2 separate regions of the Homo sapiens genome follow, and region 1 is linked to region 2. Evidence: read pairs that join two places in POLR2A ChIA-PET (ENCODE). Cell type or tissue: HepG2. All regions are shown on one strand. Each heading gives the region's core, and the rest is flanking DNA. Links, peaks and the distances in the headings are about the cores only.

Evidence for each region. Peaks named below come from ENCODE experiments on the same cell type or tissue, not always from the same donor. Only the 100,000 strongest peaks of a DNase experiment are listed, where the experiment ranks them.
Region 1: POLR2A ChIA-PET joins it to region 2 with 5 read pairs; 7 of 35 experiments call an interaction of 5 or more read pairs at or near these places.

The regions. Positions count from the first base shown.
Region 1 is chr20:43,471,213-43,474,125 of GRCh38, forward strand. It overlaps the pseudogene RNU6-1251P. Among named protein-coding and RNA genes, the nearest start is that of SRSF6, 15 kb to the left of the region's middle. In HepG2, for the core only: a CTCF peak has its summit at 2,035 (motif pointing left); no DNase peak of the experiment used is centred there.
Region 2 is chr20:43,529,613-43,532,525 of GRCh38, forward strand. It overlaps L3MBTL1 (L3MBTL histone methyl-lysine binding protein 1), which reads left to right. Exons shown (of 22, transcript NM_001377303.1): 10 at 672-807; 11 at 1,186-1,277. Among named protein-coding and RNA genes, the nearest start is that of L3MBTL1, 23 kb to the left of the region's middle. In HepG2, for the core only: no CTCF peak of the experiment used is centred there; a DNase peak (open chromatin) is centred at 1,339.

The DNA.
Region 1 (2,913 bases), core at 262-2,761, 58 kb before region 2:
ATGATCTATTTGGTAGGCTGAATGATGCCCTCCCCCACCCCCCAAAAGGTCCACGAGCTAATCTCCAGAACCTGTGAATATGTAACTTAACATTGTAAAAGACACTTTGCAGATGTAATTAAATAACGTTCTGGAGATGTAATTATCTGGCTAGGCCCAGTGTAATCACAAAGGGAGGCTTTTTTTTTGACTCTCCAGCCTCCCTTATAATCTAGAGAGGCTGGAGAGTCAAAAATCAGAAAAAGTTGGTGTAAAAATGGAAGCAACAGTAGATTGGAGATGCTCTACTGTCAGCTCTGAAGATGGACGGAGCCACGGAACAAGGAAACGGATTCTCCCTAAGGGAGCACAGCCCTGCCGACTCCCTGACTGGGCCCATGCCTCCCTCCCTCCCTTGATTGGCCCAGTGAAACCCATTTCTGACTTTTGACCTCCAGAACCATAAGACAATAAATTTGTGTTATTAGGTTGGTGTAAATGTAATTGCAGTTTTTGCCATTACTTTGAAAATATTTTAGGCCGGGCGCTGTGGCTCACGCCTGTAATCCCAGCACTTTGGGAGGCCGAGGAGGGCGGATCACGAGGTCAGGAGATCGAGACCATCCTCACTAACATGGTGAAACCCCGTCTCTACTAAAAATACAAAAAATTAGCCAGGAGTGGTGGCGGGCACCTGTAGCTCCAGCTACTCGGGAGGATGAGGCAGGAGAATGGCGTGAACCTGGGACTCGGAGGTTGCAGTGAGCCGACATGTGCCACTGCACTCCAGCCTGGGTGACAGAGCAAGACTCCATCTCAAAAAAAAAAAAAAAAAAAATTTTAGACCACCAAGTTTGTGGTAATTTGTTACCAAAGCTCCAGAAAAATTATTACAACACAGCTAAAGCCTTAAGACACACTTGCACACCTGGGCTTGCTCTCCTGCATCCCAGCTGTCTCCATGAGAATAATACACCTCAGCCAGCCTGCTGGTCCAAGAGGACAAGAGACAGGCTGGCCAGAGCTGCCTGTGAGCCTTGGCCACCAGCTCGAAGCAGAACCCAGCCAGATCAGCCAACCTGCAGAAATGTGAAAAGTAAAAATGTAGTGGTGTGTGCTACTCAGTTTTGGGGGTTAGGGACAATGATAGCTAACTGATACGGGGTGCTAGGCAACTCCACATATGTCCCTGCAATAACTATACGTGGTAGAAACTGTTACCCAGCATTTTACAGATGATGAAACAGGTCAGGTAAACCCACATGCCCAAAGTCACACACAAGGCAGCATTCTGAAGTTCAGTCGTTTCATTTTGCCTAAATGAATATGAGAGATATCTTCCATTTTTCCATCCCAATTCCCTATCCGCCTGTCTGAGCCTCAGGAAACTAGCCTCATGACTTCCTCCACACACTTCCCTGCCCTCTGGTTTCTGAGTGGGACGTGGAGAGAGGGAGGAGATGGAAGTTGGGGTCTTTATTCCCACAGCACCCCACCCCTACCCCCGCAGACTTAACTAAGGCTGGCAGTGGCCTTCAACCAAAGGCCATAGTGTCTGGTGTACACAGCCCTCTTGTTCCAAGTCCCGGTAACCACTGCCTCCCCTTGTCCTAGCCCCTCCGTCTTACGCTAACCATTGTAATTTTTCTACATCCTGCCCACACCATTATAAATAAGTTAATGATTTATTGTGTCGTCTTCAAATTACTGAAGTGGGGAGTGTGCCTTCTGTTTCCTGTTGTGACGCTGCAGATAATAGCAAGTAAGTTAAACAGTAAGTAAATATTTCCTATTTCAGAGGAATATAAAACATCACACTTAGTGCTTGCTTCAGCAGCATATATACTAAAATTGGAACGATACAGAGAAGATTAGCATGACCCCTGCGCAAGGATGGCACGCAAATTTGTGAAGCATTCCATATTTTAATTAAAAATTATTTAAAAAATAAAGAATAAATATCGGGGGTAGATATGCAGGCAGGACGGGGCAAAGCTCTGAGGGGTAGGGTATGCAGGTCAGCATTATCTAGTTGCAATGGTTATGTTGGGTAATGGGCCACCTGGTGGTCTAGCTGGAGGCAACAAGGCTGTAAATCAATTGTTCATTCTTTCCTGAGATGGGACACTCTCAACCTTGGTTTGATATTCTGGATCTCCTAAGGCCAGTTCCTGGAATTATTTAAATAAAAGGCATGGTTAAACATTAAGAGAGCACAGAAGAACAATATAGAATGGCTGGACTAGGTGTGGTGGCTCACACCTGTAATCACTTTGGGAGGCTAAGGCAAGAGGATCACTTGAGCCTAGGAGTTCGAGACCAGCCGGGGCAACGTAGTGAGACCCTGTCTCTACAAAAGAATTAAAAATTAGGCAGGTGTGGTGGCGTGCACCTGTAGTCCTGTAGGTCTAAAACTGGCCTGTTTGGAGATTTGGTTATTATTTCACTCTCTCCTGATTTCCTTGAAGGTTTGATAACAATCCTGGTTTCAGGCTGGGTGCAGTGGCTCACACCTGTAAATCCCAGCACTTTGGGAGGCCAAGGCAGGTGTGTCACCTGAGGTCGGGAGTTCGAGACCAGCCTGGCCAACATGGTGAAACCCTGTCTCTACTAAAAATAACAAAAATTAGCTGGGCGTGGTGGTGGGCGCCTATAATCCCCAGCTACTCAGGAGGTTGAGGCAGGAGAATTGCTTGAACCTGGGAGATAGAGGTTGAAGTGAGCCGAGATCATGCCATTGCACTCCAGCCTGGGTGACGAGAGCAAAATTCCATCTCAAAAAAAAAAAAAAAAAAAAAAAATATTGGTTTTGGCTTGGTGGTGTAGAACTTCAGCATTTGTACTCCATTTTGGTTTGGTCCATTGGGTCTAATGCCAGAGCCCAGTCCAAATAATGAACTCCTAAAAATTGTATTTAACATAAGGAAGGGAAGG
Region 2 (2,913 bases), core at 298-2,797:
GGGATGTTGGCATGAGTCAAACAAGGTCCTTGTCCTCTAGGAGCTCACAGTTGTCTGGGGAATCAGCCAAATAAACATGTCAGTGACATGCCACAGGGGTGGCAGCAGACTTGAGCTGGGAGGCACAGTTGGGTCAGTTCTGTCTGAGGAGCAGCAAAAGCATAGAGGAAGGGCCTCCTTTGCAGAGTCTTGAGAGATAAGTTGTGAATAAGGAGGGAGCTCCAGGCAGAAGGAGCAAAGTGGGCAAAAGCCCTGGGGCATGGAACAGACTGCTACCTTCAAGGAATTGCCACTAGCTCAGCAAGACTGGAAGCAGAGTGCGAGTGGGGAGCAGTGAGAGAAGGTAGCAGAGGGAGCGGTCATCAGGAGCCCTCAGCAGTCCTGAGCCTTGGTGGCTGCCCTCAGAATTCTGTCCAGGGCTCAAAAGGGCAGGAAGCTGTCATAGGGTCCACCTCCCTTGCATCCAGAACTCAGGGCTCATGAGTACATGAACTGTCCTCACTGTAGAATAGGACAGGGTGGGGTACAATTGGGAGGAAAGAAAGGTGGGGTTGGGGAACCTGCTAGCATTAGAGCCCCTGAGACCACCAGACTGGGCCAGGAGAGGTGAGGCAGATGGGGAGTGGGGCATCTCCTGACATTGGAGTTCCTGATTCCCCTCATGGGGCCAGGTATGTGGCTATCGCCTACGCCTGCACTTTGATGGGTATTCTGAGTGCCATGACTTCTGGGTCAATGCCAACTCCCCTGACATTCACCCTGCTGGCTGGTTCGAGAAGACGGGCCACAAGCTGCAGCCTCCCAAAGGTAAGGCCTAGCTGGGTTGGTCACAGTGAGGCAGTGAGTCCTCAGACCCTTCGCTTCTTCCCCTTGGGTCCCCGGCTTCCAGCTCTTTTGTTTTCTGACCCTGTACCCTGTTCCAAAGCCAGCCTCTCTTCATCGCATCCTGATGACTCTGCGCTGGGGCCAAGTTGACCAGAAGCCCTAGAACTTCCGCTTTGCACTTGCCCTTTGAGTGTCTACTCAAGTCGTGTCCTGCTTCAGTAGTGGGGAATCCCTGGGCAAGTTCTTGAGGGTTGGGGGGAGGTCCTCAGGCATGCCTGATTCTGCTGCTTCACTGTGGGGTGCCCTTGCTGTGGCCCAGCCTCTGCACGGCGCTCTGTTCATGCCCCTCGAGGGGCCTAGGTTACAAGGAGGAGGAGTTCAGCTGGAGCCAGTACCTGCGCAGCACAAGAGCTCAGGCTGCCCCCAAGCACCTGTTTGTGAGCCAGAGCCACGTGAGTGCCCCTGAGTGAGAGTGGATGTCACTCCCATGTGCCAGAGTTCACTGCAGCTGGCCCAGGGTATCTGACTCATCAGAAGGGAGCTCATGTGCTGGTTCTCTCAGCTTTGTTCTGATCTCTCATATCAGATGGGAGGGGTACAGCTGGGCAGGGTCCAGGGCCAGAGATGGGAAGCTGGTTATAGGTTTTTCCCGACTTCCCTCCCTCCTTTGCTACTGCAGATACCCTGTCCTCACATCCCCTTGGAGCCCCTGGCCCACTACCCTAGTCTGAGCACTGAGATGTCATTGCTCATATATTCTTGCTTTGGCTTGCTCTGCAGTTCTTTGGTGTAAGGTCAATGCCTCTATTCTGGGAGCTTCTTTTTCTTTCCTTTTGCCCAACATTGAGACTCTTCCATTTATTTCCAACAATTCATCCCTTGTCCTTTCCTCTGTTCAGGGCAGCTGGCAGCTTATCCAGCAGTTAAAGTATCTCATAATCCCAACCAAAAGGCCTAAGAGATACAGGGAGCCTCCATTAAAAATATCATACTGGACCAGGTGTGGCGGCTCATGCCTGTAATCCCAGCACTTTGGGAGGCTGAGGCGGGTGGATCACCTGAGGTCAGGAGTTCAAGACTAGCCTGGGCAACATGGTGAAACCCCCATCTCTACTAAAAATATAAAAAATTAGCTGGGCGTGGTGGTGGGTGTCTGTAATCCCAGTTACTCAGGATGCTGAGGCAGGAGAATCGCTTGAACCTGGGGGGCGGAAGTTGCAGTGAGCCAAGATCACGCCATTGCACTCCGGTCTCAGCAACAAGAACGAAACTCCGTCTCAAAAAAAAGAAGTATGTATCAGTCTTACTGGCTGGGTGCGGTGGCTCACACCTGTAATTCCAGTACTTTGGGAGGCTGAGGCGGGAGGATCACTTGAGCCCAGGAGTTTGAGACCAGCGTAGGCAACATAGTGAGACCCCATCTGTACAAAAAATGTCATTAAATTATTAGCTGGGCATGGTGCATGTGCCTGTAGTCCTAGATACCACAGTAGCTAGCTGAGCTGGGAGGATTGTTTGAGCCCAGGAATTCAAGGCTACAGCAAGCTATGATTGTACCACTGTACCCCAGCCTGGGCGACAGAGTGAGACCCTGTGTCTAAAGAAAAAAAACCATATTGAATGTCTAGAGTTTCCCTGGGCCCAGGACTCCACCATGCTCTTCAGGCAGAGACAGTTACTCCCCTACCCCAGTCCAGCCCCAGAGTTCATACTTGCAAGTTCCCAGGTGACAGGTGGGGTCCTGCCTGCTGTTGTGACAACGAATGCCGACTTTTAATTCAAACTATTTAAATACTGGCCCCGCCGTTGACTAGCATTGTGTTCTGGGCCAAGTGATTTAACTTCTTAAATGGGAATAGGGTTGTTGTAAAGGTCCAAGGAGGTGATGTCTTTTGAAGCTTACATGGCAGGTACTCAGTTTATACTGGTTCCCTGTCTGCCTCTATGCCATAGATGTCCGCTGTTTCTTCCCAGCCACCCCACTGTTGCCACAACTGCCTCAGGACAAGCTGGGAAGGGCTTGTCTGGGTAGGGAAGATTTATACTTGGTTCACCAGGTTCTTTGGGCGAACGCATAGCCTCCTTCCA